Linked DNA regions of Homo sapiens: region 2 is linked to region 1. Evidence: chromatin loops called from intact Hi-C (ENCODE). Cell type or tissue: HCT116. All regions are shown on one strand. Links, peaks and the distances in the headings refer to the core of each region. The heading gives the core; the rest is flanking DNA. Region 1 has its middle 210 kb from the start of LINC01911. Region 2 holds the start of LOC124906150 (small nucleolar RNA U13).

Region 1 (16,795 bases), core at 4,347-9,346:
GACCACCCACAAAACGTATATCTAAACTCTTTTCATGCAATGTAAATCATAAGCAATGTCATCTTACATTGGCATAATGCTGTATAAGCTACTTTCACTGCCACTCCTCCTTTTCCTGCTAAGATTAAAATTTCCATCTTATTAGAGAGGGTTGAACATTTCATTCACTAAGAAAACATTTTTAAGGTGCTTGGTATATGGCAGGCAGCATTCTAGTTGTTTTACAAATATTTGCTTTTTTAATTCACATAACAACCTTATGAGGTGGATGGTATTTTTAACCCCATTATAATATTAGGAAATTGAACTATAGATAAAGAAGCTTGCCCAAGGTCATTAGGCAAAGGCAAAATTTGAATCTACATAATCTAGCTTCTAAGCCAAGCTCTTAATCACTAGATGTACCCTCTCTCATACATGGAAAAATTTTATTCTAAAGGGAATTCTAGGTAACTTTAACAATTCAAAAAAGGCAACATTTTCCCCTTTTGTTTAATACTACTCTGACACTGCTAAAGATGTCTATGAGATGAAAATAATTCAACTTGTTTGTTCATAGATTTCCAAACTAATTGAGATCATCTCTCAGCTGTCTCTTCCATTTGCTTCTCTATAAGCAAAGAGACCACAAACTGACTTGAAAAGAAGACTATTTACTCTTTCCTTCTCCTTGTGTTCCAACAAATACCATTCCTACCCTGGCCTTGACACTAATTCCAAAAATCCAAGCTTCTATCTACTGAAGAAAGAACCTAGCCTTTCCTTGTGTAATTAAAACTTAATTGTAAGCCTGTTTTTTATAGTGTTCATTTCAGACTCTGCTTTCTTAAGACTCCAGTGATCTCTCTATGTTGATGTCTAAAGGACCCACGGAAGGTTTAGTCATCACTGAAACAATGTCCACCTTCAAAAAGACAGTGAGGCCGTACACGATTTAAAAAATGACTGGGCGTGGTGGCTCATGCTTGAATCCCAGCACTTTGGGAGGCCAAGGCAGGCGGATTACCTGAGGTCAGGAGTTCAAGACCAGCCTGGTCAACATGGTACCCGGTGTCTACTAAAAGTACAAAAATTAGCCGGGCTTGGTGGCATGCACCTGTATTCCCAGCTACTCCAGAGACTGAGGCAGGAGAATCACTTGAACCCGGGAGGCAGAGGTTGCAGTGAGCCGAGATCGTGCCACTGCACTCCAGCCTATAAGCCAAGCTAGGCTCCTGGTCAGAAAAGAACTACACATAAATACATATAATAGAAGAAGAAAGGAAAGAAGGGAAAAAAAGAAAATGTACACCTACCAAGACAGTGTGAAAAAATGGCTAACTACACAGTAAATTGAAATAAAAAAATCCAACCTGTTTTTAGAGCCAGCCTCAGGCTCTTTAGGGAGCCCAAACTGGATCCTTATGCATAAAGTTCTCTGCGAGAGATAATCCTGCTTCTTGGCTTCATTCAAATAGGAAGCAGAAAGACCAGAGCCAGATACTACTTCCATAGAGGGGCCTTATGGGAAAGAGCCCCTAAGAAACTCAGGTATAATGGCTATGGATATCCCAAAAAGATAATTTTCAACTGGCCTATTGTCAGCCAGCACAGAAGGCAAATGATGAGTCCTTAAAATTTTCCTACCCACTGTAGTAATAGTAGTTTGCTCTCTAAGTAAATTTTAAGGGAAGCCTAATTAGAACACACAAACTGCCTATAGGTGGCAATTGCCTCAGTGACCTGGGAGGGAGCTGTGTAAATGAGCTAAGACTAAAGTTTCTAAGCATTCTTATAAACGCCATAAAAAGCAAGGTGATAGCAAGTGCTGAGGCTTAATATCCTTAGCACCCTCTTTCCTTTACAGGCTTTTAGGTGCAAAGATGGCAAAAAAAAAAAAAAAAAAAAAGAGGCCCATAAAAGTCTCCTTAATAGGCTCTGGGTAGAGTGCATGTCACTAACAGCAATTACCATAACTGCTGTAATCTGAGATCACAGAAATGGCAAGAACATTTTTTAATTACTTTATTAATGATTTCTGAGAATTTATTTCAGGGCTGAGACACCAAGCTCAATAAAGAAGAGGAAGAGGAAGCTTCTATGTTATCCAGATCCACAAAATGCAGCAATATCTGATGCAACTATCCAAAATCATTCTCCTGTGCAGCCATGTTTAGGGAGAAATGTAGCCTAAGGAGCCAATGATGTCACTGCCTATCATGTTAATAACTGTGACTTCATCCAATTTAAACATACTGAAGGCACTAGGAGTATAGAGGTATTTTCTAGCACATCTAATTATTGACAGGTTGAGGAGCTTGGAGTTCTAGTTCTAACACACCCTTAAATAAAGTAGTTAACAAGAACAGCTCTTCTCAAATTATTGTAATCATGCAGGGTTCTGAACCTATCTAATCTTTCCCTTAGGAGAAGCACAAAGTCCACTTCCATTATGAGCTTGTTAACTCCTATAATATCTCTCTCTACTGAGAGAGTAAAGATTGTTATGTTTATCATGAAGAAAGATGAAATGGAAAAAAGAGACAACTCTCTTGTGGAGAGTTGTGTTTGCCAAGAAAGGTCATAGTTCTCTAAAATTTTTTATAATAGAGTTCTGTGTCTTCCTTTGCATTTCAAGGGACAGGGATATCAGGAGAAGAGAAGGAAGGGGGTGGGAAGAGACAGAGACTACGCCTATGTGCATAATAATAAAACACTTCTATAGCACTGAGTAATCAAAAAGGATATTGTATGTGTGCCCATGTGTGTGTGTACTTATTACTGGAATGATCTGATTGCCTAAATACCCAATTGATTTCATCTAAAATTGCCTGAATACTTCTGAAATTATGAGTATACCTATACAAAATACAGTAGAAAGGGGAAATTACATAACAGCACAATGCACTCGATATCTATAATTAACTTTCACATACAGCTTTTATAAAATTTGAATCTTATTATCCTCTCTATTCTCTATCATGACCAGGCAGAGAAGACACAAAGAATTACATGGAATTCAAACGCTGAACATAACTTTCAGCTACACTCAAAAAATACCTAAGAAAATGTGAAAAGGAGAAAAAGAAAAATGACACAAACAGCACTTTTAAAGAAATTTGTGAAGCTATTTCTTTTTTGAGACTATTTTACATGGTAGAGAGAATGAACAGAGTGAACATTTCTTTTTTAATGTTTTGCCCTATAGAGAATATCACACAAAATTATTTTTACCAACATTTGTAAGATATTTGAGAATGTTGGATAGAGAATGGAAATATAATACCATATTTTTTCATCTTTAATCTCAGTTTCTTAGGCTGTGTCATGGTAGTCCTCTTTAGGATTAAACAAAAAAAAAGCCCTTTGTCTTCTTGGACAGGAATATTCCTGAACAGGAAATAGTGCTCAGAAAAGCAGTGCATTCAGAGGTATAAGGCATAAGGTTAGAGAAACAGAAGTCTCTTTGCTGTATTCTTTCTTGCAAGGTCACAGCCACTTAACATTTAAGGAAGGCACAGCTAGATATTACGTGTCCATAGACCATAGTGCATTTTAAATTTCTTGATTTAGAAGCATGAATAGTTAGGAAAATGTAATTTATTCCATTTCTCTGATTAAACAGCTATTTTCTAACTATGTTAAGAGGAACTTTCTGCATTGGTCATCTGTAGGGCAAAAAGTTAAAAGAAAACTGTATTTTAAAAGCATGCTCTTCAAGAAAATGAGAAGACAAGCCACAGACCAGGAGAAAATATTTGCCAAAGACACATCTGACTAAGGACTGTCGTACAAAATATAAAAACAACTGAAAATATGGAAACAAACTCAACAATAAGAAAATGAACAACCCAATTTTTTAAATGGACCGAAAACCCTAAAGAGGTACCTCACCAAAAAGATATACAGATAGCCAGTAAGCATATGAGATGTTCAAGGTCAGATGTCACTGGGGAATTTTAAGTTAAAACAACAAGGAGATAGCATGACACATTAGAATGGCCAAGATCTAAAACACCATATGCTGCTGAGGATGTGGAGAAATAGGAATGCTCATTCATTTCTGGTGGATATGCAAAATGGTACAACCACTTTGGAAGACAATTTGGCAGTTTTTACAAAACTAAACCTACTCTTACCACGTGATCTAACTATTGTACTCCTTGGTTTTTACACAAATTAATTGAAAACTTATGTCCATACAAAAACATGCAAACATGTTTATAGCCAAATGTTTTATTTATAATAGCCAAAACTTGGAAGCAACCAAGATGTCCTTCGGTAGTAGTGAATAAATAAGCCATGGTACATCCAGACAATAGAATATTAATCTGTGCTAAAAAGAAATGAACTAGCATGCCATGAAAAGACATGGAAGAATCTTAAATGCATATAGCTAAGTGAAAGAAGTGAGTCTAAAACGGCTACACACTGTATGATTGCACTATATGACACCTGGAAAAGGCAAACCTGTGGAAACAGCAAAAAGATTAATGGTTGCCTGAGATTACGGGGAGGGAGGGATAAACAGGCAGTGCACAGAGGATTTTAGGGCAGTGAAACTATTCTGTATGATATTGCAGGATGGATATGTGTCATTATATATTCATCAAAACCCATAGAATGTACAACACCAAGAGCAAACTTTAATGTAAACTACGGACTCCAGGTGATGATGTGCCAATGTAGGTTCATGGATTGCACTAAGTGTATTACTTTTGGTGCAGAATATTGATAGCAAGGGAGGTTCTATATGTGTGGGGATGGGGAGTATGTCAGAAATATGTACTTTCCACTCAATTTTGCCGCAAACCTAAAACTGCTTTAAACAATAAAGTTTGCTGATTAGAAAAAAAAGCATGTTTATGTACTCTGCTTTTTAAATGTGAACAAGTTCATTTAAGTATTTAAATATAAAAAAGTTAACATAAATTCAGTGTTTTCTTCAGTCGGTCATCACTGATTTAACATTTTGTTTCTTGTATTTAACCAAGAGGAGATAGAGAGGCCCCTATCACATCAAGCCAGAGCCCTGCATTAGCTGAGAATAGAACTGTCCAAAGATTCTCCTTCAAGCTTTGAGGGATTATTGGACCTCATCAGCTTCTATAAATTAGAAGCATTAGCAAGAAATATACATAGCATCAGGGCTGGTAATTTTGAGCATTCCTTTGGTATGCGGCATTGATTTTGAACCTATTTAAGGCTTTCTAGCTCACAGAAAAGTATACCTATAAATTATGTTCACTATGACCAGAGAGCAAGCAAGATGGACAGACAAATTATTGGCAATAAGGGTATCAGAGGGTAAATGCTCCCCCAAATGCCCTTCATATTAGAATAATTCTTCTATATTTAGTTACTTCCCCAAACTCCCTTCACATATATTGTATTTTTCTCTTAAGCTCTAATTAGTTGTGAGGTAATTCAATCATGATGCATATAATTTGGAAACATATGGGGAAAAGGGGGCTGGAGAGAGATTCATACCTTATTGTGACTTAGTTGAAATTTATGGTTAAATAGTTTTGATCATCAAAATGATAATTTATGATGTCCCTGGTACTAGGAATTTAGTAGCTGAGAATAACTTAACATTTCATTACCATTTTTATCGCCATTTTGGAAAACACATCATGAACTTGGAACAGCCAGTCAGCCACATTTATTGAGCGTCACAGCATAAGAGCCCAATATTGCATAGTATGGGGAAAATACAGAAGAATCTTCTGTTCATAGGTCCAAAATCTAGCTTGCAGAAGCTTAAGTCTTAAATAATTGAATAAAAGTTTATATAATCTTATGTAATGTAATCTGAGCCCCCCAAAAAGTGATAAGTATGAATGCCTGCAAAAAGAGGCTCTGAGTATTTAAAAGGACTAAAATAGCTAATGACATATTGCTAAGAGGAAGAGCAGACTACGAAACCATGCATAAAGAGTCACATAAAAAATATATACAGGACCGGGCACGGTGGCTCACGCCTGTAATGCCAGCACTTTGGGAGGCCAAGGCGGGCGGGTCACGAGGTCAAGAGACTGAGATTATCCTGGCCAACATGGTGAAACCCCGTCTCTACTAAAAATACAAAAATTAACCAGGCATGATGGTGGGCACCTGTAATTCCAGCTACTCTGGAGGCTGAGGCAAGAGAATCGCTTGAACCCGGGAGGTGGAGGTTGCAGTGAGCCGAGATTGCACCACTGCACTCCAGCCTGGACAACAGAGCAAGACTCCACCAAAAACAAACAAACAAACAAACAAAAAACACAAAAAATAGACAGGAAAGGTCATCATGTAAATGGTGATTATCTGTTACAGCTGAATTACAGATGATGTTTGCTCTCTCTATGCCTTTCAGTGTTTTCCAAATTTTCAATATTAGGCTTGTATACTATATTAATAAAGATAACAGGTTTTATGTTAAAAAGATAAGCCAGAGAAAAAGCTCTTATTGTTATGGATCTAAGAAGAAAGTGTATAACAAAGAGAGAGAGACAGAGAGAGAGGGAGAATAATTATCTTTTCTCTCCCCCAAGTAGCAAAACTATGGGACTGAAACAGAGTTCAGTTTATCTAATAGCAAGGTTTGGGTCTCAACTTTGGTTTGCAAAATGAAGGCTTGATTGCAATTTGAGCCAGGAGGGGGCAGCAAGGAGCTGCTCATGAAAACAAAACAAAACACAAAGGCCCACTCCAGGGGCCTTTGGACTGGAAAAAGGAAGGTAGTGGAGCCAAGCAGAGGCGGATGTGATACAGCATAAGTCAGGGAAAACACCGAATGGAGGTGAGTCCAAACACAGCCAATAAAAGGGAACCAATGAGGAAAGACATCACTCCAGAAGCTGAGAGCTGAAAGCAGTCATGGAGGCACAGGCCAAAGCTGAGTTCTGTGGCAGGTTTAGGTACCAAGAGAGAAATAAGCATCTAAAGAAACAAACAACTCCAAAAGATTGCTCTAAGGGGTGGAATCCAGAACAAGAAACCCAATGATCTTCATTGGTTCAAATGTCAGGAGCTGAGGGGTCCCATCTAAAATGCTGATAAACAGAGCTATAAAGGATGCCTTCTATGCTGAAACACAAAACTCCTGTCCTTACCTTTTATGCTCTTATCTATGTGCCCAAGGAACCATGTAATCCCCAGTACAAGAGTAGATCGTATAATTTACACATATATAGTGGATCAGAGACCTAATGTAGAGACGACAGCCATGCCCAGTCTTACCCAGCCACACTCACAAATCAAATCCTCCTGCTTATCAGCTTTGGGCTAGATTTTGAACTTGGCTTAATTTTAACCCTTTTTCTGGCACCTACAATTTTGTTTGGAAACTAGGCTTGCACTAGGACCATAGGCTTGCATTACATAGATTTAGAATATTCCTATTTTACTCTTCATCCTTGGACAGAATTTAGCTCTCTTTCTCTCCCTTGCCCTTTCTGCCTATTGATTCCAAAGGCAACGTTGCCTCTAGATTGGGGGCCCAGAGATAGGATTCAAATCAAAGTATATCGAATTGCAAAGCAATTCTCACTGTTGCATAACCTCTCCGAGTCAGTTACCCTATCTTAAAACTAATCAAAATGTCAAAGACTTATAAAGAATAATTTATATAATTAACTTACATAAAGCACTTTGTAAAATGCCCTGAATGGTATAGGCGCTTAATAAATGCTGGCCATAGTTTTTTATCCTTTGCTATATTCCCTAACAAACCAAACAAAAATCAAAGCACAGTCTTTTCATGGGGCTTATTGGAAAAATGGTCATCATACCCTCTTTCCCTCTATTGTTCCTGTGACATATTTTAAGTATTTATAATTGCTGTTCAGATTGGTGACAATTTTCATTTCACAAAATGACTCTTCTTACAATTATGCTTAAAGTCCTCTCTAAATGGTTCTTAAATGTGTTAATTATGCAAGATTTATCACCTGACATATGAAAGGCTAACTTTTCAAATGATTTCAGAGTAAATGGAATGCTAAGCCCTCTCCCAACCAGTAATAGTAATGTGTTCATTTGAACCAGGTCACGAGCCTGCCTGCCTAGAGAAGTGAAGCCCCTGGAATGTCTCTGAAGCAAACGGGCAGGTGTGTCTGCATGAAAAAAGGCAAAATCGACCATGGAGCATTGGGTTAAATGCAGGATGATAGGCGACTCTGCAACTCACTTTACAATCACTTAACCCCTTTTGGTCCTTTGAGACCTAAAGGTGCTGCTGACAAGAAATGCAAGCCTGTCTGTATAGGTATTATGAGTCCAGGATAATGGTCACATAGCACTTTGGAAATAAAAAGTATTTAACCCTTCTAGCATGTTCCTCAGTCAAGAACAAAAAAAGGTAACTTTTAAAAGCTCAAATAAGTATGTATTCCCCTGTGGGGGGGAAAAGAAACTTCTGGCTGAATTTAATATTACTAACAAAACTACAACTGTAATAGGAGTACTTGAAGGAACAATTTGAGCTTACTCAAATTTGTGTCCTTAGAAGGCAGTAAATAAGTTTATCATTTTGACAGGTAAGACCGCCTGAGGTGCTTTGAACAAAAATAGGACACTGTCTTTCTGATCGAATGCTTTCATCTGAAGACTTCTTCCCATATCCACAACAGTACTTTGAACTCAAATGACATTTGTTTTATATATTAAATGAAGGGTTCCATTTTCTTGTCTTTGTTTTCACTAGTGTCCAAAAAATTGTTTCTACATGAAGTAGTAGGACCCCCAAAAAACTCAGTAAATTATTACAGCCCTAATAGAACAAGCAAAGGTAAAGAAATGGACCCCAAATTCAAGATCAAAATCCATTAAAAAGCTACACCCATGCATTAATGGCTTTGTTAAGAACCAAACAGAAACATCTTTTTTCCTCACTCCACCCCCTTCAGCTTTACTAAAATAAGCCCAAGGAGCACCATGTCATTGATACTTTTCTTTGAGAATATCAGGGACAATTTAATTGAACACATAATAGAATCATTTACCTTTGTGGACCGCTGTATACACTTTCCAAAGTATTTTCACATATATTATTACATATTAGCTTAAATCTTTTACAATCAGGGAAACTGATGTATACAGAAGTTAAACATCTAGCTCTCAGTTATTAGGCTTATTCATGTGAACTCATGAAGAGACACATCCAGCCAATGGCCACAGATGTCATCCAAAAATTATTTACAGGTTGGAAATATAAAACCTGAAGGTAACTGAAGCTGGACAGGATTCTCATTTCTACAGTATTTCAAAGGAACCTTTATTTTCAAGAGCAAGAGCCAAAGATAGACTATTTTACAATCCAATAATGTGTTTGTAAAGCTTTGAATTAACTGAAATTTCTGGATTTTCTGTACTGAAAAGACCATCTCCCCTTTTTTGCCCTGTGAATTCTTTCTCTGGTAAAGTGGGTGTGTTTGATGACAGTGTAATCAACAATATAGGAGGTAGGATATAGAATTTACATGGTAGTTTTGAAAAATATTTATGTCACTTTATTCCTACCAGAAGTAACCCATGTCTTTTACACAAGAACATCAAATTTGATGTAGAAAACAGGTGGCAAAAACAAGACAGTTAGGAGGATTCCAGGAGAACTCCAGGCACCTAAAAACTCGGGAACATTATCTTCCAGGGACCACAGTTGTGCCAAAATTAATATTTTAAGTATTCATTTCCCCTCAAATATGCCAAATGTCTAATATGATTTGCATGTGTGTGATATTAGCTACTTAAACTGCAATCTCAAAGGTATTATGTCAAGGACTGAGAGGAGGCTTTGTGGAGCATAATGGTGTCCAGTTTGTAAGACCTGCTATGGAGATGTCTTGCTTATGAATCTCCTATGCTGGAGGCCACTTTGGCCACATTCTATCAATCTAAATAAAAAGCTATGAAATGAGGACTGGCAGTATTCCGTAAAATATTCCAATCTTACCCAGCATTTATTTCAAAGTGGGTGCCTCTGAGCTCCTTTAAGCTATTCTCTCAGAAAGAACATTAATGGTGCTTTTTTGTACGCAACATATAGTATCTCTATATCAACTATGAAAATGATTCTACTGAGTACATCCATGGGTATGGAAATGACAAACTGTGATTTGATGTAATCTGTAATGAATGAGTAATAGAGTCAAATAACTAAGGGAAGGAATCTATTTTAGAATTCTCACTGTGATATACAACATGGTTGTTAGACAAATCATAGATAGAACGATCTCTTGGCTTAGAGTCCTTTCTATGTTTTATGGCTTGCTTGCGGGGAGAGGAGTTCTGGTTTCTACAACCTGCTGTGGGGGAGAAACGGGAAAAGGAGAAAGGAGAGTGGGAGAAAGTCAGGGAGAACTTTTTTTCTGAAGCCCTTCCAGCCTCCTTCAGTCCAAAGTACTCAGCAGGCAAGTGCTGTACTTTGGGGTATTGTGTTCTGAACCCCAATAAAGTTTGTTGGGAAGTACCCTTAGAATAAATACCTGTAGGGAGGTTAAGACAGTACCATTGGGCAGAGAACAGTGGAGCTGCACAATAAAACTCCAGATGATTCTAAATTGAGTTCTGGAACTAGACAGACCTTTAATACTTCCCCAACTTGAGGCAAGAGGGCTAGGCTCTTAATTAACCCCCTTGTCCATTAACAATTCCTTCAATGCTGGTATCTCTGTATTAGTTCAGGCTGCTATAAAAATTACTGTAGGGCTGGGTAGCTTAAATGAGAACTACTCCTTTCTGTCAGCTCTGGAGGCTGGAAGTTTGAGGTCAGCATGTCAGCATGGTCACTCTATAATAACATGACTCTCAAGCGTTTGCATTTCAATATGTTCACTTCAGTGGGAGGGAAGCAAGGAGGTTACATCTACAGAAATGGGGCACACACAGTATCAAAGCTTATTTTATCTGTGCTGTAGCCTGTAATAAACAACTTCTCATACTTGTGGTGATTGCAATTTATTCATGATATTTCAATTTTCCATAAAATACTTGTGAATTTCAGGGGAGTATACTGTGCACATGAACATCAGCCTTCCCTCTTATCACAGAATCCAAAAGCATGAAGCATGCTAGTACTTTGCTGTCACCCAGTAGTTTTAACATTCTATTTCAAGGCTTTCATGAAAGCATAAAAGATGTTTTACTTTTTCTTCCTACCTTTGCCCCCTCTTGATGGAAATGATTTCCTCAAGCAAGAAAAAAAAGGTTATGACAGCACCATGAGGAAGACACTATTCCAGGAGCTCAGTAATCTGGTCCTTTTCCATTTTCCCAAAGCAACACAGACAGAGAAAGGATAAAACAAAGTTGTGCTGTTTATTCCAAAACAAATAGTTGAAGGCAAACTTCTTAAAGGAAATGTAGTCTAGAAGGAAAATGAATTTAGAGAAAAGGAGAGCTTTGCTTGAAATGTGTGAGTTTTCTTTTTGGCCGAGCTTCAGCTGCTTCCTGGGTCAGTTGGCTAATGGCACATACCCCGTCTCTCTCTAAGTGGGCAATGACAATTCCAGTTAGTTTTTCTTCAACTGACTGTTTAGACAGAAGAAGAGAAGGAATGATGTAATTATAAATGTTTAAAGGCCTTATAAGCTTCTTTGCTTTTCCAAGAAAATAAACAAAGTTGAGAGTTCTCAAGTGGGATCCTTGAAATCAAGATTTACTTCCTGGCTTGGGGCTAACTTGCTATGGTTTATTGACATTTTTTCAGCTCTCTGAGCCTCGGTTTCTTTATCTAGAAAAGTAGACGGCTGGACTTGATGAGTTTTAATTTGCCTTTCAGGTTCTTTGACTCAAGAGAGGCTGTGTTGAGTACTGGGACCCTGAGCTCAGCCCTGCCTAGGCTCAAATCCAAAAGTACCACGTCCAGCTGTGTAACCCTGGGCAAGTCATTTCCCCTCCATGTCCAGTGTCTTTAATATATGGTACTACTAGTACTCACCTTATGGATGTATTGTATTAAATATGTTAATATGTAAATAAGGTAATCAGTTCATAGCCTATAATAAGTATTTAATTTTTGTATTATTAACTTGTAATGTATAAAGAACATTGTAATACCTTAGATTTGTTTCAGCCTTGGATCAGATCAGGTGTTTCTTTCACTACAATGTAAAATGTCAATATATTTTATCCTTGGTCCTGTGTATTCAAATTGTGAAAAGAAAATTCACCAAAAGTGAAATTTTTATTTATTTGTTTATTTTTTTGAGACAGGGTCTCCCTTCATCACCCAGGTTGGAATGTAGTGGCATAATCAGAGTTCACTGCAGTCTCGAACTCCCTGCCTCAAGAAATCTTCCTGCCTCAGTACCAACCCCAACCCACACCCCAGGTAGCTGGGACTACAGGTGCACGTTACCATACCTAGCTAATTTTTTGTATTTTTAGTAGAGATGGAGTTTCGCCATTTTGCCCAGGCTGGTCTTAAACTCCTGGGTTCAAGCAATCTGCCCGCCTTGGCCTCTCAAAGTGCCACCTACACATTCTCTAAGGAGTCTGCATACAATTTCCAAAATAAGTTAACCTGTGGATTTCCCAATCTCCCTCCTGTGCCACATTCTAGTTCCTCTTTAAAGGTTAATGACTTAGGAAATTACTTTTCTTAACTTACTTTTTCTAAGAAATTGTCTATTTCTTTTTGAATCATTCCAAATATATTAATCAATTGGTATAGGCTACTAGATTACTTGTAAAATACTGATACACATTTTTAAAGTAATTATTTTGTTACCAAAAAAGATGGATAATAGTGAAAAATTACCAGAAATGTCTAACATTCCTGGATTATAGCCTTTAACTGTAACAGACCCAACATATATAGAAATCATATTACTGGAAGGATTGCACAACCTACAGTAGCCAATTGTTAGCAGGGCTGCCAGAAAGCAATGTGTTCCATTCTGAAATTACATGCTTATGGTTCATGTTGTTTTATTTGTTCTAAAGGTTAAACTTGTTGCTGGCCTTAAAATGTCATGTGTAATTCTTTGAAAATCATATTTTAAAATGCTGAATTTAGGATTGTATTTCCATATAACTTACCAGTGGAAAAAGAAAGACATTCTTTATAGTCTGTTCTTTAGTGAGAAAGGATCATTTAGAAACAATAGCATCTACTTTTCTGAAACAAGGGAGTTATTTCCAACCTGGGGCTCATATGTTTGAGAATAAGCCAAAAATTTAATGGTTTTTCATAGAGCCAATAACCATTTGAAGTGCAGTCTAAAAACCAAAGGACAAGAGAATGGAGTAAAAGAGAACTTCTGCAATTGACTTTAACTGGAGAGAAAAAAAATAGGGTGCCCAAACTGTGGCCTTTTAAGAGTTATTTCAAACCTACCCAAACAAATGTTTTTGAGCTAACATGTAAAAACTTGTTGAATTCTGAATTTATCCAAACAGCCCTCTGGGCTGAAACAAATGGGTAAACTCGTTTCAACTCGTCCTTCTTGTGAGCATTTCTGAAAACATACCTCCCAAACTAATGATATATCTTAGCAAGCAACATCCTTCCCTTTTCTGACACTATTAAGTTATTATAGGCTAAGTACGTACTCTCTGAATTAATAATATGCTATTTTCAAAGTCAACAGTCTTGTTAATTTGCATAAGTTTCTGTTTTTCCTTGGAATAAACATATTCTGGACGTTTCCCAGCACTCTCTTGCAAACATATCTCCTTCTAATTATCCTTACTATAGAATTGGTGGTTTAGCAGACTAGATGCAAGGAAAAGAAAGCTGCTATTATTCCAGGGGTGGGGTGGTGGGGGAACTATTGGAGCTTGCCTTCAGATATTTCTGCTTTTGTGAATACTAATATTCAGCTGAACCACAGCTCATTTGTTTTTCCTCCCCCTGGAAAATTGGGAATTACAATATTTTATATCAAGACTATATAAGCCACACCATTACAATATAGAATTATAGAATACTAATGCTTGAAAAAGCTTCTCATACTCTAGTTCATGTATCTGATTTTATAGGCAAGAAAACTGTATTATAAATGACTAAACATTTTATAGCTTAATAAAGAGCAAGATCAGAAATTTGGGTCTCTTGACTTTCTCTCCTATCGTCTTTCAATATGTCATTTGGCCACTAATGCCTTGATATTTATTATATAGTTTAATTATATGTAATATCTAATTATGTCCCTCTTTTTTCCAGGTAAAACAAATACCCTATGTTTTAATATGATTAATCTATTAGCTATGGTGATTCAGTTTTTCTAACAAACAGGATTACTACAGGGGTATTTTTTGACATATTTTACTCTTTTAACTTAAATGTGACTCTACCAATTGGTACTATGATCTGGCAGTTCAAATATCAATGAAAGATTAACATCATTTTGGACAACTTTTAGTTTTGGAATTTGATCAAATGGAATCCTGTTTGGGGAGATGAATACAGTAAAGCAGTCTGCAGTGACCTCTGAATTAATCAAAATGGAGGGGTCATGTAGATAATAAAACAGAGGTCCACATGTAGATCAGAAACAGAAAACATGCACCAAAAGAATAAGGCAAACAAAATGAAAGTGGTACTTTTCTCACTTTTTTTCTTCCTGGGAGCAAGATGCTGATCAGTCCCCAGAACTCTGTGTCCATCCTTGCCTCTTTTCCAAATGTCATGGCACCTATTTCCAATAAACATCATCTGGTCATTTACAGGCATATCCCCAACCCCAAATACAGAAATATTCCTCCAGGAACGACTCAAGAAACCGTCAGGAACTTTATAGATCAGCTCCTCCCCTGTGTTGAAGGCAAAAATAGCTATGGCCTCTTAATGAAACACTTGGATGGTGAAGTCAGGGGACCGGAGCTTGGATAGGGGAAGGAGGGAATCTGTCATACATCTCTTCTCTTATAACCAGTTCAAACTTGGAACCTCTTGTGGCCACATCTGTGCCTGATACTTTAACATGTGGAATTGAGGGGAGCCCTGTCTTCCTCTCCAGACATGCATCTGAGACCTGCTTTCCTCCATGGTAATACAGACGGGAGACAGGGAAATACCCGATGGAAGCGGGTGGTTCCCTGGCAAAGACCCCACCCTCAAGCGTGGATACCCACGGTCCTAAGTGAGAATAGGCATTCCTGTTTTTGCACCCCGAAAGTTGCCTTTTGGCCTGCCACATCCCCTATCCTGTACCCATATAAACCCTGAACACCAGGCTCCAGAAGGAGACAAAAGCAGATGAGCAGACAAGGAGACAAATGGCAGAATGGCACAGCAGAGAAAGAGACAAGAGGAGGAACGTCTGAACGCCAAGAGGAGTCAGGCTGGGGGCAGTCAGAGAGGAGTTCAGGCACTGGACAGCCAAAACTCCAGAAGAAGATCATCTTTCCACTCCATCCCACTTCCAGCTCCCCATTCGTCCTGCTGAGAGCCACCTCCACCACTCACTAAAACCCTGCATTCATCCTTCAAGTCCCTGTGTGACCTGATTCTTCTTGGACACGGGGTAAGAGCTTGGGATACAGAAAGCTGCCATACTGGCCCTCTGCCCTTGTGAAAAGGCAGAGAGTCCATTGAGCTGGTTAACACTTAAGCCATCTGCAACAGCAAGGCTAAAAGAGCACACTGTAACATGCGCCCACTTGGGCTTTGGGAGTTGCAGACACCCACCCCTAGATGCTGCTGTGGGGCCGGAGCCCAAAAGTGCTTGCCCTGGCTCCTGCACCTGCCCACCTGCATGCTCCCCCTCCCATCAGGGCTTTGAGCAGTGGCAGCAACCGAATAGGCAAGCCACAACCCTGTTGCACATACTACAAGGACAACCAGGGAACTCTCCTATTTCAATGGCCCTTTCTCAACATCCTACCCATGAGTCCAATCCTCCTTGCTCTGAATTGCATGAGAGACTTTAACATTTATGATGGATTCTGCCCTTTTGCACTCTTGTAGCATGACTCCTACCTGTTGTAATATTGAACCAGAGTGGCCATTTATTTGTTTGAAATTGAGTTCTACCTTCCAAACTCCCCTTAATACCCCTGTATTCATGTCCACGTTTACACCAAACCCCTCCTCACTCTACTATCTTTCACACTCAGCACAATGTGGAGCCAGTGTGTAAACACTTGGTGAGAGTCTGGGGGTGGAAAACTGGCTTTGCTTTAAACTTACCCAGATGTGGTTTAGACATTCACAGATTAAGACTGTTCCTTGTTTGAGATCATTACCTCCCCTGGAAAAACTGGCTATTATCCAAAAGTCTACCTTTATTACCTGTCAAGAGCCATCCAATCTCTTTGGACCAGTGGTCTTCAAAATAAAGTGCAAGCATCACAGTGGATGGCCAAGATGACCTATTGGGCCAGATGTAAAAAGAAATATAACAACTGACATTAACGTCTATTTTTATCTTACTTTTTATTGTCAACTTTTGCAAATACTGAAATATATATATATATATATATATATAAAATGCTACTATAGTACTTTTTATAATATATAAATAAATAGCGTATATTAGGGGTGAAGGCAAAAATCATTTTTACTGATAGAGGTGCACGACCAAAACCTTTGTATATTACAACCTTTTTCTACTACGTGGAACAAGCACTGTCTGACCCAAAGTAAATAATCTATAAATTATTTTTGAGCGATTAGTCAGGTAATGGTTAAACAAAGCAGATGAAACTACTGTTATATACTATGGTACACTCTTAAAGTCTACCTTAATACTACCTCATTTACCCCCAATTCAGTTTTTGGTATCATCCATTCATACGAGTGTCCAGGAAAGAGAAAATTTGTCATCAAAAGTGAGGGCTATGTCAGTAGACGGACATTTCATGGGATTGTAAAGTGTCATGG
Region 2 (16,795 bases), core at 7,274-12,273, 290 kb after region 1:
AGGAGGGACCTGATAGGAGGTGACTGCATCATGGGGACAGATCTCCTCCTTGTTATTCTTGTGATAGTAAGTGAGTTCTCATGAGATCTGATCATTTAAAAGTGTGTGGCACTTCTCCAACCTCCTGCTCTGCCATGGTAAGACGTGCTTGCTTCCCCTTCGCCTTCTGCCATAATTGTAAGTTTCCTGAGGCCTAGCCATGCTTCCTGAACAGCCTGAGGAACCGTGAAGTCCATTAAACCTCTTTTCTTCATAAATTACCCAGTCTTATGCTTAAGAACACCGCTTCAATTATCATTTTCTTATGTGCATATTTTTGCATGAATGAATTTCCATTAGGTTAGAGCTAGAATTGCTGAGTATATACATACATTTTTATAGACAGAGTCAAATTACTCTCAGAAAAGACCAGGCTTACTTATAAAACTATCACAATGTGTAAGCATATGTGTTTTTTTACATATAATAAATCCTGGGCAAAGGTCAATGTATTTAATATTTGTCACTTTTAAGGGCAAAGATTAGAATCATTTCTGTTTAAAGTTTTAACTCTGTTATAACCAACATTTGCATTCATTCTTTTTATTTCTCCTATAAATTACTAATTCATATTTTATATTTTCTTGTTTAGGCTTTATTTTCTTATCAATTAGAAGAAATTCTTAAAATATTTTTACTACTAATTCTTGGATTTTTCAGCTGACTTCTTCCATTTCCCATAAAGTATGACTACTTACTGTTCTCTTTGCTAATTAATTAAATTAATTATATTATATTACATATATAACAGATAATATTGCATATATTTCAAATATTATATACAATATAATTAATTAGGTATTATAACACCTAATAAGTGTTATATTAGAAGTATAACACTTCTAATCCTTTTTCTTATCTAGTTTTATTTCCTAGGAATTTATTTTGAAAGCAGCAATATCAGTGGACATCTTCCTTTTATTGCTAACTTCAATAGGTATATTTTTAATTTTCATCATTGAGACACAATGGAGAAAGAACAGTCTCTTCAATAAATGGTGCTGGGAAAACTGGATTTTCACATGCAAAAGAACGAAATTAGGCCCTTATCTTACACCATATACAAAAGTCTACTCAAAATAGATTTTTTAAAAACCTATGTGTAAGACCTGAAGTCATAAATTCCGAGAAGCATAGGAGAAAATCTCCTTGAATTGCCCTTGGCAATGACGTTTCGAATATCACACTCAAAGCTCAGGTTACAAAAATAAAAATAAGCAAATGGAACTATATCAAGCTAAAAAGCTTTTGTACAACAAAGGAAATAATCAACAAATGAATAAGCAGCCTATGGACTAGGAAAAAATTATTGCAAACCACATTTCTGATAGGGGGTTAGTATCCAAAATTTATAAAGAACTCTTTCAACTCAATAGCAGAAAAATAAATAACCTGATTAAAAACTAGATAAAGGACCTAAACACATATTTCCTCAAAGAAGACATAAAAATGGACAACTAGTATATGAAAAGGTATCCAACACTACTAATCATCAGGGAAGTAAAAATTAAAATCATAGGGATCACCTCACACCTGGAGGAATGGCTACTATCAAAAAGACAAGTGATAACAAATGTTGACAAGGGTATGGAGAAAAGATAATCCTACTACTCGGTTGGTGGGACTCTAGAATGGTACAGCCATTATGAAAGACAGTATGGAGGTTTCTAAAGAAATTAAAAATAGAACTACTCATCTTTTTGTAGTTCATGAGCACGATGATTGGGTTTTCACAAGAATGTGTGAGATGTGCCACCCTCTGAACCTTTTTATGATCTTGGCACATTACCCATCTGACCTGAAAAAAAAAACAAAAAGAACTACTCTACAATCCAGCAATTCTTTTTCTGGTATACACCCAAAGGAGAAGAAATCACCACCTCATAAAGATATCTGCACTTCCATGTTCATTGCAGCATTATTCACAATAGCCAAGATATGAAAAATGAAAACAACTTAATGCCCATTGGTGTACAAATGGATAAAGAAAATGTGGTATATCTACATATTCATAAAGTTGGGCCTTGAACAACACAGTTTGAACCGCACAGATCCTCTAACGTAAGAATTTTTTCAACAAATATGTTGAAAATTGTGTGGAGATTTGCAAATATTTGAAAAAAAACTTGCAGACAAACCACATAACCTAGAAATATTAAAAAAATAAGAAAAAGGTAGATGTGTTATGAATGCATAAAATATATGGAGACACTGTTTTATCAATTGCAATGATAAAATATACACAAACCTATTAGAAAAAAACCAACATTTATCCAAACTTACGCACACAAGCACAGACCATATATGAAGCCGTTTGCTGTCAAGAGAAATGTAAACAAACGTAAAAATGCAGTATTAAATCATAACTGCATAAAATTAAGTGCATATTGTACCACTGTAATAACTTTGTAGCCACCTCCTGTTACTACTGTGGTGATTCCAAGTATTGTGAGTATCCACTTAAAGCCATGTGACACAAATCATTTCTGATGAGGATTTTGTCTCCAGTAAATTTCGTATCACAGTAAAAAGTGATACCTTGGGTTATTGTGTATTTCTCATCATGTTTAGTGCAATGTAGTAAACTTTGAATAACACCATGTGACCCCCTACAAAGTGCCACTAGTGATGCTGGACGTGCTCCCAAGGAGAGAAAAGCCATGGCATTACAAGAAAAAGTTGAATTACTTCATAGATACTATAGTTTGAGGTCTACAGCTGCAGTTGTCCAGCATTTCAAGATAAAAGAATTCAGCATAAGAACCATTGTGAAAAAAAGAAAAGAAAAATAAAATTTATGAGGTTTTTGTGCCACTGTGCAAGCAAACATGAAAACTTTGCACTTTTTGTGCAATATATTTTTATCTCATATTGAAAACCCAGCTTTTATGTGGGTATAGGATTGATATAAGAAAGGCATTCTTATAGACTCTAAAATGATTCAAGAAAAAGTGAAGTCATTATATGACAACTTAAAGCAAAAGGAAAGGGAAGGATCTAAACCTGGATAATTTAATGCCAGCAAAGAATGGTTTGATAATTTCATAAAGAGCTTTGGCTTATTAAAATGTCAGCATAACAGGAGAAGTAGTTTCTGCTGACCAAGAGTCACCAGATGAGTTCCAAGATGTCATTTAAAAAAAAAAATCATCGAGGAAAAAGAGTATCTGCCTAACACGTTTCTAATGCAGATGAAAGTGCCCTGTTCTAGAAAGAAAAAATGCCAGAAAGGACACGTATTAGTAAAAAAGAGACGTAAGCACCAGGACTTAAGGCAGAAAGGGATAGGCTAACTCTACCATTTTGTGCAAATGTGGTTGGGTTTAATGATCAAGACTGCCCTTATCTATAAAGCTGCTAACTCCTGAGCCTTGAAGGAAAAAAATTAACACCAGCTGACAATCTTTTGGTTGTACAACACAAAGGCCTGGACGAGGACAACCCTTTTTCTGAATTAGTTTCATTGATGCCTTGTCCCTGAAGTCAGGAAGCACCTTGCCAGTAATGAACTGCCTTTTAAAGATTTTTTGACATTGGACAATGCCTCAGGCCACTCAAAACCCCATGAGTTCAACACCAAAGGCACTGAAGTGGTCTACTTGCCTTCAACAAGCCTTTAATTCAGCCTCTAGATCAGGGGGTCATAAGGGCCTGTAAGTCTCATTATATGTGGTACTCTAACCAAAGGATTGTCAATGCTATGGAAGATACTCTCTATAGAGAATATGATGAATGTCTGGAAGGATGGCACCATAAAAGATGCCATCATTGTTATAGAAAAAGCAGTGAAAGCCATCAAGCCTGAAACAATAAATTCCTGCCAGAGAAATCTGTGTCCAGATGTTGTACATGACTTCACAAGGTTTACAACAGAGCCAATAAAGGACATAAAAGAGATTGGAGATTTGGCAATAAAATTGGGGTGAAAGGTTTCAAGATATGAACGCTGGAGAAATTCAAGATCTAACAGACATCACACCAGAGGCATTAACAGTAGAAGATGTGATGGAGATGAATGCTTCCAAAGCAGTGCCAGACAAAGAGGAGATAGGGAAGCAGTGCCATAAAACAAATTGACATTAGACAATCTGGCAAAAAGGCTCCAATTATTCAAGATTGCTTTTGTGTTCTTTCACAACAGAGACCCTTCTAGGACAAAGGCACTGAAACTAAAGCAAATAGTAGAAGAAGAATTGATACCATATAAAAACATTTTTAAGACATGAAAAAGCAAAAAAGTCAGAGAGAAATTATGATGTTATTTCCATAATGTTACATAGAATGTGCCTTTGTCTCCTGCCTCCTATTTCACTTCCTCCACCTCTTCTGCCTCTGCTATCCCTGAAACAGCAAGACCAGCCCCTCCTCTTCCTCCTCCTCAGCCTACTCAACATGAAGATGATGAGAATGAAGACCTTCCTGTGATCCACTTCCACATAATGAATAGTAAATATATTTTCTCTTTTTAATGATTTTTAATAACATTATTTTCTCCAGCTTACTTTATTATAAGAATACAGTATAAATACAAAATATGTGTTCATCAAATGTTATCACCAGTAAGGCTCTGGTCAATAATAGGCTATTATTAGTTAAGTTGTAGGGGAGTCAAAAGTTATATGCAAATTTTCGATTGTGCAGGGTTCGTACCCCTAACCCTCACATTGTTGAATAGTCAACTACATATATATATACACGTATATATACATATACGTGTATATATATATACACGTGTATATATATCCTTAGAAAGAGATGCTGCCATTTGCCACAACATTAATGAAGTTGGAGGATATTGTGCTAAATATAATAAGCCAGACACAGAAAGAAAAGTGTTGCATAATTTTACCTGTATGTGGAACTTTATTTTAAAGAGTCAAATACACAAAGACAGAAAATGAAACAGTGGTTACCATGAGTGAGGAGGGGGAGGAAATGGAGAGATGTAGGTCAAAGAATACAAAATAGCAGATGTGAGGGATGAAAAAACCTAGAGATTTAATGTACACTATGAGGCCTAAAGTTAGTAAAACTGTATTGTATTAGGGACTTTTGTTAAATAAGTATATTTTAGCTATTCTTGTTACAAAAAGAAGTAACTATCTGAGATGAAAGAAAGGTTGATCTGTTTCACTATAGCAATCATCGTACAATTGATAGGTATCTAGTTGCATCCCATAACATCATGTGGTAAACTTCAAATATACACAATAAAATTTATTTTAAAAAATAAATTTAAAAAATTATCAATCATTGATTGTTAAGATTTATCTAGAAGTCTGCAAATCCTCATTGTGACAGGTTTTCAGTTTATATTAAACTATTAGAATTCCAGTTTCCTTTGATGCTGTCCCTGCACGACAGGGGCTGGAAGCCTGAGGGTAACATTTTCTTAAATCCTTTGCCCTCAAGTTTCTGTTTTAGATTCCACCATTAAGATGTACTTGTTTGAGATCTGGAAGGCAGGAGGGAAAAATAAATCATCATTTCTCCTCCAGCAGTAGTGGGCAGATTTTCGAACTTTAGCAGAAGTGAGGTTTTGTGGCAATCCCTGTCATCTCCTCCTGAGTCAACCAACTCAGTACAGCGGCCAGCTGTTACCAGAAGCTGCGATTTCCTGCAGTTCCTAACCAGGGTGTTAGTGGCAACTTCCTAATTTCCTGAAAACTTTGGAAAACCTAAAATCTAATCGTAGACTTTCCAAGGCCTTCACTTCTCTTGTCCTGCCAACTAACGTGTTTCTGAAACTTCTATTGAGATTAGATACGGCCAAGTGTACTTCAGTTTTGAAAGTAACCAACTTCCTATATTAAATTCTTGTTTAAAATACTTAGATTAGCTTTTGTTTCCTCAACAGAGTCCTGACAGATATACCTTTTATTAATAATGAATATTTTCTTTTATTTCTATTTCATTAAGAGTTTTTGTCAGAAAAGAGTATTAAATTTTACCAAGTAAGTGTTAACTGTGAGAATGACCTTAAAATCTTTAATAAGTTTCATCATGGATTTTCTAGTGTTGAGTGATGCTGGCATTTCTAGCCAGTATTTACTGAGTATTTTACTAGTCATATACGTGCTCAATAAAACTGCAGCATGATGTATGATTCTTTTAAGATGCTACTGAATTTGATTGGGTTATATTTTATGTAGCTTTTTGTTTACTCATAAATAAAATTAATCGTTTTTTATTATTCTTGACTGATTTACTAACAGATATGCTAGATTTATGAATGAGTTGAGATGCTTTCTATTTCAATACTGAGACAATATTACTTAAGTATTCTTTTTCTCTGATAAGTTTGTCAAAATCAGCTACAATAATTTGTACCTAAAACTGTTTTAAAAGTAAGTCATTGACCGCCTTTTCCATTTTTTCCTGTTTATTTATATATTCAGCTTTTCATCTCTTCTTTAGTCAGTTTTGACCATTTATATATTCCATAAAATAAATAATATACATAGTCAGTAAAATAGTTTCTTCTACAGCCATCCAAAGTACTTTTTTTTTACATCTTCAAAATCTTCTCCATAGCAATAATTATGTTTTCTCACTTGTTTCTGATACTAGGTAGTTACTTATTTTTAGTTAGACCTTTTTGTTGTTGGTGGTCCATTGAGAGAACCATCTTTTGCTTTTATTGATCAAATCTACTCTTGAGTGCTTTTATTGCATTAATTCCTGCTTACTAATTCTTGATAATTTTGTTATTTAGAAGTCTTATTTTATTAATTACTGCCTAATTTCTTTTTTCTGTTTGCTTGTTTTATCCAGGTTCATTACTTACCCTAGATTATTATTATTTTAGTTCACTTATTTTATTTTTTTATTATATAACAAATGCAATTAAAAGTAAAAGGCAACATAAACCAAGTCTGTCTACTTTCACCAATAGGGAATCTGTTGAAAAGATATTAGTGGTCATCAGGAAGCAAGGGAGTTAGGCCTCCTCATTGTTGAAGTATGGATGTCTTCATCCAGGAGGGAGCCCATCAATGAACTTGAGAGGCAGGATTGTGCAGCAGATTAGAGTGGGACTGGAAGCCCAGCTTTGCCACTGACTAGCTCTGTGACCTCTGCTAAGAATCTATACCTCCCTGAGCCTTAGTTTCCTTATTTGTGCAATGAGGGTACTAATAGGAACCTTCCTCATAGAGTTGTTGAAAGGAATGAATAAGTTTACATATAAAATCTTATAGAACAGAGTCTGGGACACAGTAAATATTCAGAAAGTGCTAAGTATTGTTCTATCCTCCGGAGAAACCTCACTTTCATCTGTCTTCTTCAATATCTTCTGAGAAGACTCCAGAGCTACTTCAAGCTCTACTCTGCTTCTTTCTCAGGCTCAATATCCAAGTCAGTAGCTGTCCACAGGCAGGCCATTCACTCTCTGAAGAAGGAAGTTCTTCAGGACATTTCCTGAAGATGTGGGCCAGAGAAAAGAGGAGGACAGCCATCCCAAATGCCTTCTTTTAATGTCCCTGGACATTCTGCCACACCGGGTGTGATATTTAATGTAGGCAACTGGTCACTTAATACTCAGGACAGAGAGGTCCTGAAGGCCACTTGTGTGCTGAGTGTTAACTCCTTGGATGCTAAGTTATAGGGAGGTTCCAGGGTCCTTTTTCCCTGGGGTTCATGGTAGTGGCTATTTATCAATTCACGTAATACATTTTAATTATGAAAGTACTAGTATGGCTGTACCTGTGTAGGGCTAAACGCAGCCCTGCTGACAACACAATCTGTGTTTTAGTTTATTATCTCTGACCTTGGAGCATCACTGGAAATACTTTTACTTGTGTAGGACTTTACTCCTGCCTGACTTGAGATGCATTTTCTATTAATCTGATCGATCCCATCTGCTTTCTCTCTTCTAGGCAACTCATCAAAATCTCTAATTATACCAAATGATTATATCTTTCCTTGATTTCCATCATAATTTAGAATAATAGATAGATATACAAATTGTTTTATAGGCCTATACGTATCTTTTAGTGATTTCAGTGAAATTGGTGTAGAGGAAGACACGCTCATTTCGTTCATCAACTTGATCTATTACACTTTTTAAAAAATTTTTAACTCATTGAATATGTATTCATCCGAGAAAAATTTACTTCCACTCCATGTCTGAAAGGCCAGATGTTCAATGTATTTCAGTTAATTGAGTTCAGGTTCAAATTAAGACAATGAATGAAAAAAGGAAGTTGTTCTATCTCTTCTTGCAATAATTTAACTATAAATATTAAACCAGTCTTAACCTAAGTCTAACCTTACTAAAATTAAATCATATTATACTTAAGCATCTCTAAAGGTTTGATTCATGGCAAAATATTGAATAATATGAGAAGCTCCTTTAAACAACCAAAAGAGACACTATTGATATCATTATAATCTTTGAATTAACAGATGTGCATTAAAAGATATAAGGTTTTGGTGGGATTTATATACATTTTTTAAAAGGCTATCAAGATGACCTATATCATCATTCACTGGTTTTCATGCCATGGCTTATTTGACATTTAAAGAGGTTGAAAATAAAAAGGATATAAGGGGAATGCCAAGGGGCATATAAAGTAAGGAACTGGATCAGAAGCCATCCAATGGAGAATTTAGAGCAATGCATGGACAGAGTTCACTAATGTTACAGATGTGAAGATGAAGAGGGGAGGGGAGGGGAAGGGAAGGGGAGGGGTAGGGTGAGGTGAGGTAAGAAGAAGAAAGGAGGGGTGGGGTAGGGTAGGGTAAAGAGGGGATGGGAGGCATGGGACAAAAAAGGGAGGGGAGGAGAGTGGACGGGTAGAGTGCGATATGGAGTGGAGGCTTTAGATGTGGTTAAGTTCACAGTGGTCCTAATGATCTTAGGGATCAAACTGAAATTAAATTTTGGTCAAAATGGACTCATCAACAATGATTTTTTTCAGTGATGTTTTGCAGATCAAAGTTCGTAACTGATAACCAGTTAATGGATGAGAAGAGACGAGGCTTTGTTTTAGCATATTCTCCAACACCATGGATACATAAGGCACAGATGAGGAGCAGTTCATGGCCAAAAATCTAGTTATCTCAGTCTGGTAAAATGTCTTAGGCTTTTTCCTCAAAGAGCTGTTCCTATGACCATCCCCTTGCCTGCCTCAGATGAGTCCTACCAGCAGGATGGAGCTTCAATATGTGACTCATGTATCTCCTTACTCTGCTAAGAAAAGTGTATAAAACACTCTGGGTCCTCATATTTTAGTTGATAGGAATCAAAAGAAGCAAAAAGCAAGAACACCAACTTACAAATTAAGACTAGAAAATATGTGATATTTCTTCCTCCCACACCACATTAAGCATTGCTAAGCAATCATGTTACTTTTTTTTTTTTTTTTTTTTTTTTACTAAATACAGACAGCCTTTGAATTCTCTAAGCAGAATTCCAGGCTATGTGTTATTGGCACTCTAGGTAAAATCCTGCCGGACATGACATAAATGCAAATTATTTTATAATTGAATAAACCACACTATTTCATCTATAGCTTACAGTTTATAAAGGGCTTTCAGATACCTTAAATCAAGGTTCATAAATACAGTAAGGATGGGTTTTAGTTTCATTGAACAAATGAGAAAGTTCAGAGGTAAAGTAATGCAGTTAGTAAGTAGAAGAGCCAGGATGTGAATGTCAGCATTTTGTTTTTCAAATCTGGTGCTTTTGCTATAGCCTACCTGATTTCCTGAATACACACACACACGAACCTATATATAAGTATGTAATTAAAAAGAGAAAATGAAAACAATTGTTAAGCAACACTACTACAATAATGGCAATGACAAAATACAATAACTATTTTCATTCTTGCCGAGTTTCTCGGTGCTTGCCAGTACTCAATCACCAAATAAAGTAGCAGTTTTTATGTTTCCTGGGTTTCCAGGTGTTAGGGTCCTTTAAGGAGTAAGCTCAATTCCACAGCGCCCTCTAGAGCTTGGGTCTTCTAATTCTTAGCCTCTGAGACAAGATAATTATAAAAAACTTTTTCAGTTTATATTTGCCTTATCAATGTAATCATTAGAATTAAAACTTATTAAGCATTTACTGTTGCTAACACTTTAGTTTGTACTCTGCATGTATTCTTATTTCTTTCTCTTATTCTGACACAGTAGGCATCAGTAACCTCATATTGTAGATGAGAAACCTGAAGCTCAGAGTTCAGGCAACTTGTCTAAATTAATTTAGTTCAAACAGAACAGAGCTAGAATTTAAATTCAAATCTTGACTTCAAATCTTGACTCCATGCTTTTCTCATAATGCAATGGTGCCTCTAAACCAAGAGATGGGCCAGTCAACTTAATGAATTTACACACAACACTCTCAAATTTTCCAAAACATATAAATCTGAGGCTGTTCTCCCCAGCATCACAGATAATTTCTTGTACCCTTTTAGATCGACAGTGGAAATATTTTTCTCTCCGCCCATATATTGAGATGCACTTCTCACTCATGGTTTCATCCTCCAACCCCCAACATATGGAGATTTCCTCATTTATGTGCTAATCTTTCTGAAAATTTAGAATGCAATATATAAAAATAAACCTACTACATCACCCTGGTTATACGTTTACACATGCACACACACAACACAAACCTCCTTCTCTTCTTTTAGGCTGTGTGTGCTATAACCTTCTCAAATATCAATGTCAATGTCATAATCATTTAGACTTAAAATCTTGTCTTCAGCTTTGACATTTATCATTGCTTGCTGAAATGTGATCAATTCCTCCCCCATGATATTTCTAAATGCACCTCTTTTTTCTAGCCTCATGAAAACCCCACCACATCAGCGGCTCATTACCACTGACATAAATTGCTATTATAACATCACTTCATTCCTCTTAAGAATTCTCATTCTAATCTACTTTTGACACTAGTTGCAGAATATGCTTCCCAACACACAGTCTTGTTTATGTCTCTCTGCTGCCCAATAAACATGCTTTGGTTACTAAATAATACCTGAGCACCTTTGTCTTGGCATTCAAGGCTGTTTATGATTTAGCCCAAACCAAAACATCAAGTAAATTCCTATTTCCCATCATGTTTCATTTATTAACTGTGCATCCTTGAGAAAGTAATTTTAGTACCATGAGTCTCAATTTCATCATCCATTGATTTTACATATATATATAATATACATAATTCCATATATATAATATATATAATACCTAAAATGCTGCTGATAATAAAATGATAGCATGCAACATTACATGATTACTTGGAAAATCAAGTAAGATAAATTATACACAAGCTTTTCGTGAACTGTAAAACTATTTACAAATGTTAAAGAACTCTAAGTTTGGAAGAGCTTTTTCGCATATGGTGCACATTCAAATCTTTCTCATCACAGCTCTCATGCTACCTCTTCCATGAAGTCTTCCCTGAACCACCCAATTCCTAATAATTTCTTCATCTCTGATCTCCCCTAGCTAATCTTCATTTACAATATCTATCACAATCTACATTACTTCAATTGTTACTATGCATGTTTCATTCCCCCTGCTAGATTGGAGGAAAGTTGAGGACATGCGCCTCACAGCAACATCTTTCAAAGTGCACACCAGAGGGCTTTTCCCAATGTAGGTGCTTAGGAAATGTTTAGAAATACCCGAATAAATGCACATAGTTTTATTCATATGTGTACTTGACTATAAACTCAACGAATATAGAATTTGTCTATCTCGTTCACCAATAAATACCCAGTACTTCGCGGTTCAAACTATGTAATAGGTTGAATGAGTTATCCTAAGCAAAAACAGATTGGCAAGAAGATTTGAAGGGAAAGAAAGGAGCTATGAGCATTTGCGATGCGCCATGTGGCTGTTTTAAAACATGTCAACAAGTTTCTGACACTCCTCCAATCAACGGGTAAACAAAGTCTCTTCCCTGTCTCCTTGAAAATGGGTGGGTCTTAATCCAGTCTATCATTGTTGGACATTTATACACCATGGAATACTATGCAGCCATAAAAAATGATGAGTTCATGTCCTTTGTAGGGACATGGATGAAGCTGGAAACCATCATTCTCAGCAAACTATCGCAAGGACAAAAAACCAAACACTGCATGTTATCACTCATAGGTGAGAACTGAACAATGAGAACACTTGGACACAGGAAGGGGAACATCACACACCAGGGCCTGTTGTGGGGTGGGGGGAGGGGGAGGGGGGAGGGATAGCATTAGGAGCTATACCTAATGTAAATGACGAGTTAATGAGTGCAGCACACCAACATGGTGCATGTATACATATGTAACAAACCTGCACGTTATGCGCATGTACCCTAGAACTTAAAGTATAATAAAAAAAAAGATATATATATATATATATATATAAATAAAGAAAATGGGTGGGTCTTAGTGACCTTCTTCTAACAAATAGAATGTGTCTTTCCAAGCTATATTGTGCAACACAACACAGCTTATGCCTTCCCATCCCCCCATCCCCGAAGTGTCTGTGTCTGTGTGTGTGAGAGTATGTGGGCACACACAAGAACATGGATAGTTTTCTTGCAATTCTCCTCATTGAAATAAAGGCATTGTGTTGAGAACAAATTCTATACACAGAGTTTATAGTCAAGTACACATCTGACTCAGAACACATGGAGAGGCCAAATAGGTGTTCCAACCACAGCCATAGCTGAGGACCCAGCTGACAGACAGCATCCACCTCCAGACACATGAATGAGTGAGCATGCAGATGATTCTAGCCCACCCTTTGATGCTGAGGGGAGTAGAGGAAAGCTGTCTTCACTGAGTCTTTCCCAAATTGCAAATTCATGAGCAAAGTAAATTTTGCTGTTTCTTTAAGCAACTAAGTTTTGGAATGGTTTCTTACATAAAAATAGACAGCAAAAACAGATATGTGTGTGTTTCCCCCTCAAAACATAGTATATAACATATATATTTATACATAATATATACATAACATATATGAATATATATACATATATATATTTGTTTGATAGCTTCAAAACAAGCTATCAAGGAATGGTCTCGCATCAACCTTTTATAGAAAGAGTAGAAAACTGAGGCCCTGAGAAAGTAAGAAAAACTGCCCAAGGCCTTATAGTTTGTAAATAACTGAGTTACACACACACACACACACACACTAGCTCAAGTCTTAGTCAACTTAAGGTCAAAGTCTATACATTTTCTTCTCCATCACTGCTTTCTCCCCAGTTCTTTAGAAAACGCACCTTCCTATAACCATTGTACCTTCTCTCAAATTTACAAGGGGGAAAAAAACCCAGCCATTTAATAGATATATGCATTTAATGATAAAAGTCACCATTTCTTTTTTAACTAGAGCACCTCATCTCTTCTATGTTCATAAAGCAACCATGTCCTTAGGCAATTATCAGTAAAAGACTCTCAGCACATCAAAAGCCCTCCAAAGTGTTTCACATTCCCTAGGAATTCATGTCCTTAATTAGATGAAACACACTTACATTTTAGTCACTGTTTCTAATATTTAAAATTAGAAATTATATATATGTTTTTGTGTGTATATGTGTATGAATAACTTGCTTCACAGTTTCATAACTTACATCTGTAAAAACACCAGAGGACACATGCAATTGGAAATATTTTATTAGAAATGAGCTGATAGAATCTGTTTAGTTGAAATTTGGAGACTGTATGTCAACAGGTATCGCAGAAGACTCATGAATGAATTTTTCATATTTATACACCGTGAGTCCTTTCTTTCAAGTAGTCATATATCTTGACCTTCTTTATTTTTTATCTCCCCACGTGGAGCTGACTACCATAATAATAAACCTTAAAAGGTCAAAATTGTAGCATCTATCAGTTCATCAAATTTTTAAAATTTCTCATGCCACTCTTTCATATTTGAGGGTCAGTACTCCAACTCTACTGCAAAAACTAGAAGTCCTAGGTTTGGAGGAAAAGGGATACTTCAAGCCAATTTGCATTATGAATGAAAATGTACAAGTTAAATAAAGGTCTCTCCTCCTCCGCAAAGTATGATCTAATACATGAATAAAAATGGACAAGGAATTTGTAACATTTACTTAAGATCACATTGTTCTGACAGGCTTTAAAAACTGCCTCTTGTTGAACTTCAGAGACATGCAAAACTCTTAAGTATTTTCAATTATGGTCCATGTGAATGTAGTAATGGATATCCTGGTATAGAAACTTTCATTTCCGTGGCCCTCAAACATCAATATCATGCTCCAGAATGATAGGTGGAGGTCACTAATAAGACAAAGCAGAACAAGAAAGCCTGCAATAAACCAGTACTTTATTAAGAAAATAATAAAAGCTAACAGGTACTAGACACATAATAAGTAAAAAGTGCAGTGTATGTAATTCCACACTGCCTGGAACATATCACCTGCTTAATCCAAAAGACAAACCTATTGTATAAGGGATATTATTGTGGCAGAGAATTCCAAATAGTCATTCTCCCCTTCTTCCTCTCCTTTAGTAATAGAACACCCAAAATTTAGCAGAGCACATGGTCATCCAGAAAAGAGCTGGATTTTCTAATCTCCCTGGTTTAACCATGTGGCTAAGTTCTAGCCAATGGGATGGATGATTGGATGGATGGATGGATGGATAGACAGACAGAGAGACAGACAGAAACAGACAGATAGATTAGATAGATAAACAGATGCTAAAATGATAAAGCAATTGCAGTAAAATGTTAACATTTGGAAATTTGAATGAAGAGCATATGGGAATTCTTTGTACTGCTTTTCTAACCTTTTCAAAGTCTGAAATAATATCAAATAAGAAAGTTTTAGAACAAATAAATAAAAGAAACCTGCCAAGTATAAGTCAGTCACTTTTAAAAGTTAGGTGCAAGTTGACTATTGGAATCATTAAAAATAGTGGCCCTAACATTACATAAACAATGTATATAACCTTCAAGGAGTTAACAGACTAGGAAACAGAATAAAACAAAATAACATATGATTAAAAGTATCTCTTAGCTGGTGGTTAAAAAAATTGGGCTTTAGAGCCAGAGTGCCAGGTTTGAATTCCAGCTCCATCTTTTATCACCTGCGTAAATCTATAAATCAGGAAAGTTACCTAATGTCTCTGTGCCTCAGTTACATCAATGATAAAGTAGGCATCAAAACGGTCTACCACATGGATTTGTTGTGAACAAGAAATTAGTTAATATCATTTCAAACATATAAGTGTTGGATAAATATTAGCTATTATACTGATAAGGTGTACAAAAGGTAAGGAAGGGAAGACTGTGTCTATCTGTGGAGGCAAAAATACTTTCTTTTCACAAATTCATTAAACTGAAATGAGAGGAAGGCACACGATCAGAATTTATAGTGAATAGCAAAGTCTGTGTTGCAAGTGTAACAGAATTGCAAATGTAGCAGCAGATGTTTGAAACAGAATATCTCAACTAAGAGTACTTGAGACATTTTGAGATGTAGTCCCTGAAATTATCTTGCAAAGTAAATATGCATTATCAACCAAGATAGTTTTGGTCTCTTCTCCCAGGGAAATGGATTCGTTTGAGAAATAATGCTTTATTTTTTAGCTGTACCATTTATTTTTCTATCAAACCGTTTCAAGCTGATATACATTTAGCTTTACTTCATGTCATGTATTTGAAAAAAAAGATTTGAAAAATCAAGATTTTTAAAATATATGACATGTAGTAAAGCTAAGATTAGATTAGATAATGGTGATCACCCCTTCTACTGATGACTGTTCAATGATTATCTTATAAAGGGTATAATTTTTGGTTCAGTCATCAGCAGATGAAATTCCTCAGATAGTTTCTCAATTGTGTTAGTCATTAGCCCACCCTCTGCAATATCCTCCTCCTCTTTTTTCTTACTACCTGCTCAAGGTGATAGATCCTGATTGGACTAAGCCAATCACAGCCATCTGGTCAACAATTTATCAGTTTTCCTTGAAATTAGTCTTGGGCATGTGACCTATCTCTGGCAAATGAGACTTATGGAGATGTGGCTGGGAAATGTTTCCTTTCCTAAAAAAAAAAAAAAAAGAAGAAGGCTCTAACATATTCCCCTTCTACCTTCTTTCTATCTTGAATACATACGTGGTGTTTGGACTGAAAGACATTTTTTGGGACCAAAAAGTAACAAATATAAAGAAAAAGTAAAAAGATTCTCGCCCTTCCACCATCAAGGCACTAAATCAAAGAGAGTAGTCATCTACTTCCTGGCTTCTTGTTATGTAACAAATATAAGACGCAATTCTTTTAAGACACTATAAGCTGGGTGGTTACTTAGAGCAGAATGAATTTCTAATGGGCACAACAGCCAATTTAGGATCTTAGATAATATTGATCTCCATTGTTTTAATAGTAAAACTTGCTCATCATGAAGCAGTAAATCAAGGAACTCTTTCAATATCAAAAATTTCAGGTAGAAATGATACCAAAATGTATAAGAAATGAGTCCCAAGCTTTAAATAACTCTTCTAGCCTTGTGGATAAGAATTTAATAAATATTGAGCAAAGAACTTTAGTGCTGCAGTATTTGGAGTCATAATAAAAAGTAGAGGTTAATTTTTACAATGTCAAAAGCAGCTTGTGATTAGTATAAAATGTAAATGTTAAACTACAGAATTTTTGAGTCCTCTAATAGCACCCAATTCCTTAATCAGTTTGTACCTGATGATCGGTTATCCCCCCATAATAAATTACTGGTAAGTAATAAGAAATCAGAGGCTTTTTGGTTAATTGTACCAAAGCCAAATCAAAAAAG

Evidence for each region. Peaks named below come from ENCODE experiments on the same cell type or tissue, not always from the same donor. Only the 100,000 strongest peaks of a DNase experiment are listed, where the experiment ranks them.
Region 2: it touches region 1 in a loop (7-fold over the local background); 14 of 110 quality-filtered maps call a loop at or near these places.

The regions. Positions count from the first base shown.
Region 1 is chr2:147,038,613-147,055,407 of GRCh38, forward strand. No RefSeq gene overlaps it. Among named protein-coding and RNA genes, the nearest start is that of LINC01911, 210 kb to the left of the region's middle. In HCT116, for the core only: a CTCF peak has its summit at 6,628 (motif pointing right); a DNase peak (open chromatin) is centred at 6,649.
Region 2 is chr2:147,322,238-147,339,032 of GRCh38, forward strand. LOC124906150 (small nucleolar RNA U13) reads left to right here and starts at 1,734; the gene lies at 1,734-1,838. In HCT116, for the core only: a CTCF peak has its summit at 9,993 (motif pointing left); a DNase peak (open chromatin) is centred at 9,964.